Linked DNA regions of Homo sapiens: region 2 is linked to region 1. A link is a contact called in ENCODE Hi-C or POLR2A ChIA-PET data. All regions are on one chromosome and are shown on one strand. The core of a region is the stretch at or near the end of the contact, and the rest is flanking DNA. Distances in the headings are between cores, read along the strand shown.

Region 1 (5,543 bases), core at 250-2,749:
TGAAGCATGGAGTTCACCTTTTTGAATGGAAGCTTTCAGGAAATGGCGATTATAAAGCATTTCTTCATGAAGAAAAGCTTTCTTTTTCATAAGGAAAGGACATTTCTTCTTCATAAATGGGTTAAACCTTATAAATGCCTAAGACGTTGGCTTCCAGTTCAGGGTTTCACTTTTCCCGATAATTTCTGAGTGAGACACTGTACCATTGACAAATACAAGAGACTGCTTTCCAGAAACTCATGTTGCCCAGGGAAGCAGCTCCCGCTTTGTGAGCTCCAGGGCCCCAGTGCCCGGCCATGACCTGTGACCTCCTCGCTCCCGGCCTGGCTGTCAGCTGGAGAATGTGAGGGGCCAGCCTGCATCAGCTGGACAGGGAGGGCCTGGACACACTGCCCGGAGGCTCTGCTTTCCACAAGGGGCTGACCCCTCACCTCAGGTGCTGTGTCCCGAGGGCAGCCTGGATGCCCAGTCAGGGGGCAAGAGCTTAGACACCCCTGCCCTGAGAGCATTTCTCTTTCTCCCATTTTTATCAGAAAGGCTCTGATGAGACTCCCTGCCCTGCCCTCTTTCTGCCTCCAGGGCCCACACATTCAGGGAGGCCTCCCATAACCATTAATTTAGCCAATTTCCTGGGCCGCACCATCCCCCGGGGACCCCACTTTGGTGGGCAGCAGCGGAACAAGACCCCCTGCTGTTTCCCTTCCCTTTTAATTACACGAGGACAAGCTTCCTTGGGCTGACTTTGGGAGGCAAGCCCCAGGCCAGCCTGGCTGCCCTCCACGAAACAATGCACACATGTTCCGGAGAATTCCCTCCTCGCCTAATCCGGGCTGGGAAGAAAAGGGCTTTTCTTCTTCTTGTCAAAGGGAGTCTTCGATGCTAAGATACCATTTTGTGTCTCAAGTCATGTCACGGGACTTCTGCCTCAGCCTCGCTGCCTGCTCTTTGGAAATGAAAGACACAGTCCTTGATTCACCTCAGGACAAGTGCCCCCACCCTGCCCTCCTCTGAAAATGAAAGGGGGTTGGGGGCCAAGGGAAGCGGGAAGAGCTCCCAACTCCCACTGTTTCTTTCTCATCCTGGCAACCTCGGCTTTCTGAACTATTTGCCCAAAGGATGAGTAGGGAGGGCTGAGCCTCACCTGCTGATCTCAAGGGTCATGAATATTCTTATAATCCCCTGGAAAAAAGGGCCCTTTCATTAGAGAAGCGGATTCAGTCCTGGCGGCCTTCGGTGTTCCCACCTCCTCCTGCCCACCGGCCTGGCCTCCACTCTGCGGTCCGGCTCCGCGGCCTCTGGGTCCCTGCTGGCTTTTCGGCTATTCGCATAGACTAGAAGAAGAACTGGATTTTCATAAGGCACTGCTATGCTGCTTTCCCTCACTAATCCATGTCCCTATGTCATAGAAGAGTTAAAAGAAATAACAAGAAAGAAGTTACAGACATGCAACCTGCCCCTTAGAAAGGGGCAGTTTCACACGAGGGAACTTGCTGAACTCCCTTCAGTACACACGAGGGAACTTGCTGACCGACTCACTGGTAGTTGCATGTTTAAGTTCACACTTTACTTCATTGGACAAAAGGATCTAAGGTCACTTTTGGAAATTCCCACAATAATGCAGATGAAGAAATCAAAGTTACATGAGGAAAAAAAGGGAGCAAGGTGAAATCAAGTCAAGGAAAAATTTAATACCATGAAATTAAGGACTGAATCTGCTTTTCTGATGAAAGGGTCCATCTTTCTAGGGGGTTATAAGACATATAATGTAAGGCTCCATATGAGAGCAAGGATAGGCTGATAATTTAGTTTTGGGCTTCCTAGCAGCCAAAGTAAAAGGAGAAAAATGGTCAATAGAAGGCAGGCACAAAGCATTTGCTCAGGGGTGGCGCAGTTCTTCCTGATGCTGGGTTCTCTATCAACCGTGGGTCCTGGAACAAAAACACTGGTGTGCCGCATTAACAATGTCATCATTAACATCCCTGCGCCAAAGGTAAGAGTTTCACTTAGCAATGCTAAATGAGTTGGACCTGAATCCTCTGCATCTTCTTAAGAAAAATACAGACCCACATGACAGCCTACGTTTTCTTCAGAATCTGTAAGTGCAGCTTATTGAGTTGGTGCCACACAGGCAACACCCTTAAGGGCCTCTCCTGAACAGACATGAATGCTCAGGACTTGGGCTGTGAACTGGACTGTTCACTCTTCCAGGCCCAAGCCCGTAGCACCAGCACCAGCAGAGCAGTTGGAGCAGCGGTGGCTCCACAGAGCAGAGCTGGGCCCTGACTGGAAGCAGAGGCCACTGAAATGTCTGCTAACCCTTTGCTTAGCAGAAAGAGTGGAGGAAACACCTCTGGAGAATAAATTGTACTTGTGTCAGCATAGGTGAGTAGACAGTGCAGGAGAGGGGCAAGATTCCATCAATATTTCTTTTTCTTTTTTTTTGTTTTTGAGATGGAGTCTTACTCCGTCACCCAGGCTGGAGTGCAGTTGTGCCATCTCAGCTCACTGCAACCTCCGTCTCCCTGGTTCAAGCGATTCTCCTGCCTCAGCCTCCTGAGTAGCTGGGAATACAGGCACCCGCCACCACGCCCGGCTAATTTTTGTATTTGTAGTAGAAATGGGGTTTCACCATGTTGGACCTTGGCCTCCCAAAGTGCTGGGATTACAGGCATAAGCCACCGCATCTGGCCAATTCCATCAATATTTCTGATGCCATTCTTGTTTTTGGTTTGGAAACAATTATTGATGGATCTTAATTTAAACCAACATAGTGTCATAATAATAGCTAATAGTTTTGGACACTCACCATGTGCCAGACACTTTGAAAGTGTTTAAAATATATTATCTAATTTTAACCCCAAAGCCCCGAGATAGAAAACACACACACTTGTGTGTGTGTGTGAAATGAGGAAATGAAGGCTTAGAGAAGAATTTGACACCGCACAGCTAGAAAACAGCAGTGCCAGGATTTTAACCCAGTACTGCGACCTGCAGGGCCCAGGGTCTTCACGAGCATAACATCCTGAGAAGAAAATCCTACTAGAAATCAGGAGGCCTGGAAGTGTTTGCTTCAGAGATCCAAACAAACTAGCTTTGTAAACTGTAACAAACTAGCTTTGCTATGTTCTCCTTCAGGGATTCATTTATGCCATGTTTTTGAACATGTATTGGGACTTCAAAATCCTTTATAGCCCCGACATTCAAATCAGCTTATTTATTCATTAGATCACAATGTATTGTGCCAGGACTGTGTTATGGGGAAATCAGGCGCAGTCAGTCTCTGATTTCTTAGAATCTACAATCTAAATGGGAAGATGGACACCGTGTAAGTAACTGGGAATGTCACATGCACAAAGAGGGCCAAGTTTAGGGTGCTACAGGAGAATATCAAAAACTTAGATTAGTCTGAGTTGGGAGCTAGGTCAGGGAAGGGCTCCCAGAGGAGGTGATATTTCAGCAGAGCCCTAAGGATAAGTAGCAGTTGGCTAGGCAGATGGGAGTTCGGGGTTGAGAAGAGGACGTACAAAAGCCCAGGGTAGCATAGAGTGTATTTATAGACCCGAAAGCTCAAGTGTCTGAAGCACAGGGAAAAAGGAGGCTGGAGAAGGCAGGGGCAGATCTCACTGGGCCCTGAAAACCCTTGATGACTCTGAACATTATCAGGACAGTGCCAATCCATACCATGGCTTTAAGCAGAAGAATAACAATCATCTAGGATCTGGCTATAATACAGAGGCTAAGCCAGAGGAAAGCAAGAGAGCAAATGAGTCAGGAGGCCCTGCAGATTATGACTAGGGCCAAGATGGTGACAGTGTGGACGGAAAGGCATGGATGGATTTGAGATGCTTGGGTGTCTAATTAATAGGCCATGGTGGAGATTTGATGTGGACATGGGGTTGGGGGAAGAGTCAAGGGTGACCCCTAGTTTTTGGTTTGAGCAAAAAGGTAAATGATGTAAATGATATTCCCATTTAGTGAAACAGAGCAGAGTGAAGTGAGTACAGGTGGGCAAGAATTATAATGACTTTAGCTATAAGGTATCTTTGAAAAGTACAAGTGATAATGTTGAATAGGCATCGGGAAGCACTGGCGATTAAATGAGAGTTGAGGCTATGGGAGTGGATAAAATCTAGGAAGAGAATATCGGTTGGAAGAGCACCAGAACAGAGCACTGAGGAGGAAGAACAGCCAGGAAGGTAGGAGGAAGAACAGCCAGGAAGGTAGGAGGAAAATCAGAAGTGTGTGCTGTAATGGAAGCCAAGAGAAGCAAGTACTTCAAAGATGAAGTGGTCAACGCTACAGAATATAGTAATGGGTGAAGTGAGATATGGCCTGAAAACTATCCGATGAATGTAATGACATGGACACCACCATGTCCTTAGGGAGAACAGGTCCGGTGGAGTCGTACAGCTGATTTGGACATGCAACCAATATACCAGGTATCACTGCCATTTGCTGGCCTGGCTTCTGGCACTTGCCATTGACATAAAATATATCCCGATTTCAGGTAAAGAAGCCAACAGGTAATTTTCATGGATGGTGCAGAGCTTCAGATATTTTAAACAAAGGGTCTGATCCTATAGCTAAGCCTCATAGTACAAAGCAGTGATTGACAAATGTTTAATGTCTTGAGAATTATTGAGTACCCCAGGAGTTTTTGTGTAGGTTATGTCTGTTGATATTTATTATATTAGAAATTAGAACTGGCTGGGTGCAGTGGCTCATGCCTGTAACCCCAGCACTTTGGGAGGCAGGGGCGGGTGGATCACTTGAGGTCAGGAGTTCGGGAACAGCCTGGCCAACATGGTGAAACCCCATCTCTACTAAAAATACAAAAGTTAGCCGGGTGTGGTGGCATGCGCCTGTAGTCCCAGCTACTGGGGAGGCTGAGGCAGGAGAATCACTTGAACCTGGGAGGTGGAGATTGCAGTGAGCCAAGATCATGCCCCTGCACTCCAGCCTGGGTGGGTGACAAGAGTGAAACTCTGTCTCAAAAAAAAAAAAAAAAGAAAAAAAAAGAAAAAGAAAAAAGAAATTATAACTGAGAAATATTACTCAATTTATTTAAAAAATAAAACAATTACATGTTAACATAAATAACATTTCTGATGAAAAACAAATATAGCAACAAGAGTAGTACCATCTTTCATTTTTGCAATTCTTTTTAATGTCTGGCTTGATAGCAGATAACCGGATTATCTTACCTGCTTCTGCATTCAATCTATTGTGATATGCTGTTTTGGCTGACACAGATATAGAAAACCTGGCCTCACACAGTTACGGAATTGAAAAAGAGAAGAATGTAAGAGCCATTTCAGGTAATTGTGAGTCTTCTCTGATACTGCACCCACACTTAAAAAAGGTTAGTTGTAATGTGGCATCCGAAACCATATCAATGAACTTCTCCATATTCTGTGACCTAAACTCCTCTGGTCCAGCTCCCATTTTGTAGGCATCTTTACCCATGCCTGATTTGTTACCACAACGCATTAACCATTCGAGAAATACCAGTTCCCACGGTTATGCAGATCCTCCAACTGTTG
Region 2 (5,669 bases), core at 2,903-5,402, 70 kb before region 1:
CCATTTATCATGAATGCTCTGAAACCATGTCTGTTTTAGATCTTTTCTCCAGCATAATTCAGTGATTGCACATATATCATCGAAGCTTCCTAGACTCCTGGGCTCAGCAGATGGCCCCCCAGAGGCCAGCTTTTCCATTTCTCATAGTATACTTAGGCAAAGACAGAGTGTCATTTTAGCACTTTCCTAGTTGGTATTTTTAAAAATATATTTTTGTACTGTTTAATGCTAGGTATTTAATACCTGGGAGTACTTAAAACCCTAATGGCAAGTTGAATTATCACTGCTTTGCAGCCATGGAAGCTAAAAGAAAGCTTAGAAAAAAATGATTTGGTGCATGTGTCATCTTCAGTTCAAGGTGGAAGGAGAAACCTGAGTCCTTTGACCGTATCATATTGACAGCGTGACTTCTTCCTAGCGCATCTGAGTATATTGAAGTTATTATTTAGAAAACTCAGCCAAGTCTCTCTGTTCTCAGATGCTCAACTCTAATGCCTCCAAAGCACAAAATCAGAGTAGCTCAAATAGGGCAGCAGCTTAGTTTGGATAAATCATGTCAGTCCCTGGATGATTACTGTCCTTATAAAGTAGGGGTCACACCCCCCAAAGAGCAGTGCAAAATCTCTTGGAAAATGTACATGGGAGATGCAAAAAAGAATGCATCTGCAGTCATCTCTTTATATCTATGTGGAGATTATCTGTTTAACAAGCATTAAATGAGAGGTTCATCTCTTTTTTTTTTTTTTTTTTTTGACAGAGTCTCATTCTACAGTCCAGGAATGCAGTGGTGTGATCACAGCTTGCTGCAACCTCTACCTCCTGGGCCAAAGTTGTCCTCCCATCTCAATCTCCTGAGTAGCTGGGACTGCAAGCACACAGTACTAGGTCTGTTTTTTTGTTTTTTTGTTTCTTTGTAGAGATAAGGTCTCACTGTATTGCCCAGGCTTGTCTTGAACCCCCGGGTTCAAGCTCTCTGTGTGTCTCAGCCTCCCAAAGTGCTGGTATTACAGGTGTGAGCCACCATGCCCAGCCTGCATTGTGTTTTGTCTTGGGTTCACAGTGTAGGGTTCACATTCGGACCACTGGTGCAGAAGAGGGTAAATTTAAACCCCTTCAAGTCACAAACTTGCAGGTATACGTGCTAAGTGAATAAAAGGAGGGAGTTCAAGTGGCTCACAACTATAATCCCAGCACTTCGGGAAGCCGAGGTGAAAGATCGCTTAAGGCCAGGAATTCAAGATAGCCTGGGCAACATCTCAAGATCCAATCTCTACAAAAAATCTAAAAAACTTTTTAAAGGTGAGGGCAGTGGTAAACAGTATAATACACTGATTTTGTATTTAAAAAGGAAAAAGGAATAGGGATACACATATACCTACTTATTTGCATTGTATCCATGATGACTACATCTGAAGGAATGCACCAGAAGCTGGAAACATTGTTCCTAGAAGTGGAAGATGGGTGATGGGAGGAAGGAGTAGGAGGGAGGATTTCTACTTTATATCGTTGGTACCATTTTAAACTTTAAACCATGAGAACGTATTACCTATTCACCAAAGAATCAATACAATTTGATGTAAAACATCATGCAACCTGTTCCATGGCAGGGTCAGTGGCTCCAGGTCCTGGGAGTAGGAGAGCAGTAGGTTGGAAAGGGTTGTTTTAGAACCTGTCTCAGCCAGCCTGGCTGAGAGTTGTGACATCCTTTGACCTCAGACTGTGCTCCTCCTGCTACCCAGAGTGTGGCCAGGAGTCACAAGCTCATGTTATTTCTTCAAGCAAATGATGATGTACATCGGTTGCTGGCTGGCATATCGTGCTTTCCCAGCAAAGCAACAAGAATGCTTATGTCCCTGTCTGGGATCTCACTGAAGAGGGTTGCAGACCAAACAGAGGGAACCCCAGAAGCTGGTCATGATGGGCTGGGAAAGTATGTGCTGTAAGGGAGGTCTGAAGCCGGGAGACCAGAGGGCTCGAGGAGCCAGGAGCCGTGTTTCCAGCCATCTGAAGGGAAACCAGAAGACAGGCTAGATGAGAGCTGGGTGGACCTGTGTCCTGGGCAACCTGCAGACTTCCCAGAGCCCCTTTCCTCATCCGCAACATGGGACAGTAATATCCACAGCAAAGGTCTCTCTGGAGTTTTCTGGTTTACGACTTAATGCATGCAAGATGTCTAGCACTTACTAGGCACCCTGCAGAGGTTTCTGAGTCCCATCCCCACCCCTAATCATTCCTGTCAAACCACTAAATTTGTTCAGAGTGGCCCCAGTGTGTGAAAGCTGCAGGAAAAGAGACTTGGGCTCCTATTAGAAAAGACTTTCCTATAGACAGAACCATTCAAAGGTGGAGCAATTCTGTTCTGATGGGCATTTTTCAGGTAACAGTGCTTTATTGGAAGAAACTCAAGGCTCTTTTTTCTGGGTCTCTAAACTCATGACAAACGAAGTAGGATCAAAGACCCCTGGGCCCCATCTCAGACATGGCCCTTCGTGGCCCCTTCCACCTCACTCGCCTCTCCATTCCTGTCCCTCCTCCAGCCAGCCTGTGCAGCTCCCAGAAAGGCTCAATTAAGAAGGCATTTCCAGACCTCGCTGCGGCTGGCACCACCACATTTTTTGCATTCTCTGCCTCTGCGGCTCCTGGAGGCATGAGGTGTGTATCTGCCTGTGTGTGTGTCTCTTATCTACCTCAGGAGAAAAGGACACGAGTCTTGTGACTCAGCCTAAGAGCAATTTCCTCCTTTGACTTCACATTTCCAATTGGAGGGACCCTGGGTTCCAGCGATAACCGTGAGAGTGTCTTCTTAGAGCGAATGTCCTTAATTGTGCTCTGACTTTCCAGGGCTTCTGAGCAGGTGCTGTTGGGAGTCCTTGAGAACTCCAGAATAAGTGAGGTCTGATCCATGCTCCAAACGCAACTACAGTCAAATAGAGGGGATACACACTTATGTTCGGTGTAACTCTCACACCAAACGAACCATGACAAATGCCACAGGGAGCTAAGTGCCATAAAGAATGATTGTAAATGTTAGATATAATAATGGCAAGTGGTTATGTTAAAGGGAAAGCAGTCCTTCTCAGTCAGAGATGCATGCAGATGTCTAGGTTGTTTTAAAATACTCTAGGGAAAGCCAGGCCCGGTGGCTCATGCCTGTAATCCCAGCACTTTGAAAGTCCAAAGCAGGCGGATCACCTGAGGTCAGGAGTTCGAGACCAGCCTGGCAAACATGGAGAAACCCTGTCTCTACTAAAAATACAAAAATTAACTAGGCAGGGTGGCGGGAGCCTGTAATCCCAGCTACTCAGGAGGCTGAGACAGGAGAATCACTTGAATCTGGGAGGTGGAGGTTGCTGTGAGCCAAGTTCACACCACTGTACTCCAGCCTGGGCGGCAGAGCAAGACTCTATCTCAAAATAAATAAATAAATAAGTAACGCTAGGGAAAAACATCTTAAGTGTTTTGGGGTGAGATGATATGATGTCTGGGGTTTGATTTAAAACATTCCAGAAAAAAGGTTGGAGAATAGATGAACAATTTGGCAAAACATTGATAATTGTCATTATTAAAGCTGGGCGTGGGTATAAGAGAGTTTGTTATATCATATTCTCTATTTTTGTATATGCTTGGAAAATTCCAGAATAAAAAGTTAAAAGGAAATGAATGGTTAATGCTGACAGGAGGTGTGTGGGTCAGGGACAGCTTCACACAGTAGGTGAGGTTGAAACTGGGCTTAGAAGATGAGTCAGAGATTGGAAGTGGGAGGGATAGACATGATTTGGAAGCTCTTGTTGGCTTTATTTTTTGTCTGTAAATCCTTCTGTTCTCCTGGGTTTTCATAGCAGTGAAAGCATTTCCCCCTCCAGGGTGTGACCTGCCCTTGTTTCAGACACCCCTTTGGATGGGGCCTCTCAGTGAGGCCTTCTTTGGCTGGCAGAGCTGGAGCTGTCGTGGCCCTGACCAGGTCTGCAGCCCCCACCCCGCTTCCTTCCTCCTCTCTCCCCCTCCATGCCCCGTCTGGGGAAAATTATCCCAGCTCCAAGTAGTAAATTTAAGGCCTTGGCAGCCCTCCCACAGATGACTCCCAAATTATCCCATTCCAAGGGTGGGAGTGGGGAGGCCAGAAGTTCAGGCCCGAGGCATTCACCCAGTCGTTTGAGAGCTCCGGGCGCCATCTGCTGACGGCACCCGGAGCTCCAGCTTGGAATGAAGGCAGGGGGTGTGCTGGAATTCACCAACTCCAGAACAAGGCCGGTCTCAGATCTCTGAGAATGAAGGGGATGCACTGTTTGACAGACACCAGGCAGAAAAGGCGAAGAAAGAGGACGTGTGTGCGTGTGCCTATGTGTGTGCCCGAGTCTGCGTTTGTGGATTTATGCATTTTATGCATGGCGACTGGCTGCTGGGCTGGGGGTGTTTTGGAGGGTGTGTTGGGATGGTCTGCATGCTTCTGTCATTGTTCCTTAGGGTGAGTATGTGGGCCGTCTCCAGAGTAAAAAGACAGTAAATAAGAGGTAATCAGACCCAGCTGTATCCCTCCGAGGGAAGTCTCCAGATGTCCTCCCATCGTTAATCCTCAGCCCAAACATGGGTGATAGGTGACTCGGTTGATTGCATTTTCAGCTGGGGAAAATGAGGCATGTGGCATAACCAGAGCCCTTAGTGAGAAGACTGGCTTCACCACAAGCATCAAATAACCTGGAGGCAAAGACCCTGGAGGTCATTGAGTTCAACCTTCTTACTTTGCAGAGAAGGAAGCATGAGTTCAATGAAGGGGAAAGCAAAAGAGATCCTATTAGATTATCCTTCAAGTCCTTCTCAGCCATGAGTTCTGATGGGCAATTCCGCAACTCACCAAGCCCAATATTTGTGCCAGGAGGGTCCTGGGCAGCTGCTCTCCTGCCTTGCCCCATCTCTGCTTTACCTCTTCTCTATTTTCTCTCCTGAAAGAATTTCCTGGCCCATAAATCCTGAGAGATTTATTATTTCCTGAGGCATCCCTTAGTTGGAAAATGTAGCTTTACAGTCGCCGACTCAGGACCACACTGGGGTCCCAGCTGTTAGCGTGGGAGCACAATTTCTCCTGCATGGTAGTGGGGAGGACGCCAGCCTTCCACCCATCGCAGAGGGGCCACCAACATCACTAGTTACATTTCCTGGCTTCTAACTAAAGCTGCTGAAACACCAGCTCAGAAGTTTCTCTCAGCAAGTTGTAAGAGCAGCCACAAAGTCTAAGAAGAACCAAAGAGCTTGGTTTCTCTCCTCGCCAGCTGGAAGCAGGGGACCTGGGATCTTCCTGTCATCACGATTATTTCTTCTCTCTAAAATGACTGCTTCTGACTCTAGTCTTTTCCCCTCCAATGTGAAAAAAAAAAAATTCCTAAAGCACAGCTCACCTCAAAATCCTGCAGGCAACACCTCCTTTTTTCATATAGGATAAGTCCAGATACTTTTATGGGTTCTTCAAGCACCTCAAACCATGACCCCACATCCCTCCAACACCTTCTCTTCATATTTTCCTATGTGCACTGAGTTCCGGCCACACTGGCCCCTTACCTGTTTCTAGTTCCACCCCCAAGGCCGTTCTGCATCTGCATTGACCATACTGTCACTCACAGCTCCCTCAACCTCAAATGCTCCTTTCTCTGTCTCTAAATGTTGAGATCCCATTT

Evidence for each region. Hi-C counts contacts between places; a loop is a spot of excess contacts on that map. ChIA-PET counts read pairs that join two places held with the same protein, here RNA polymerase II (POLR2A). Pooled maps may share reads with other maps.
Region 2: a map of HepG2 shows a loop between it and region 1 (3-fold over the local background). The contact joins two enhancer-like sites. A Hi-C loop is called at or near these places in 3 of 168 maps with a recorded cell type or tissue (HepG2, astrocyte of the cerebellum and endothelial cell of hepatic sinusoid) and 1 of 50 pooled maps. POLR2A ChIA-PET finds 5 or more read pairs at or near these places in 4 of 52 experiments (Caco-2, K562, PC-9 and 1 more).

The regions. Positions count from the first base shown.
Region 1 is chr3:193,706,452-193,711,994 of GRCh38, reverse strand. No RefSeq gene overlaps it. Among named protein-coding and RNA genes, the nearest start is that of OPA1-AS1, 82 kb to the right of the region's middle. RefSeq lists enhancers at 1-849, 850-1,785. Within about 2 kb of position 1,499, at least 2 of the 41 ENCODE cell types and tissues checked have a DNase peak (open chromatin) inside an H3K27ac peak, as active enhancers do.
Region 2 is chr3:193,779,459-193,785,127 of GRCh38, reverse strand. No RefSeq gene overlaps it. Among named protein-coding and RNA genes, the nearest start is that of LINC02038, 62 kb to the left of the region's middle. RefSeq lists silencers at 3,614-3,908, 4,161-4,220. Within about 2 kb of position 4,152, at least 7 of the 41 ENCODE cell types and tissues checked have a DNase peak (open chromatin) inside an H3K27ac peak, as active enhancers do.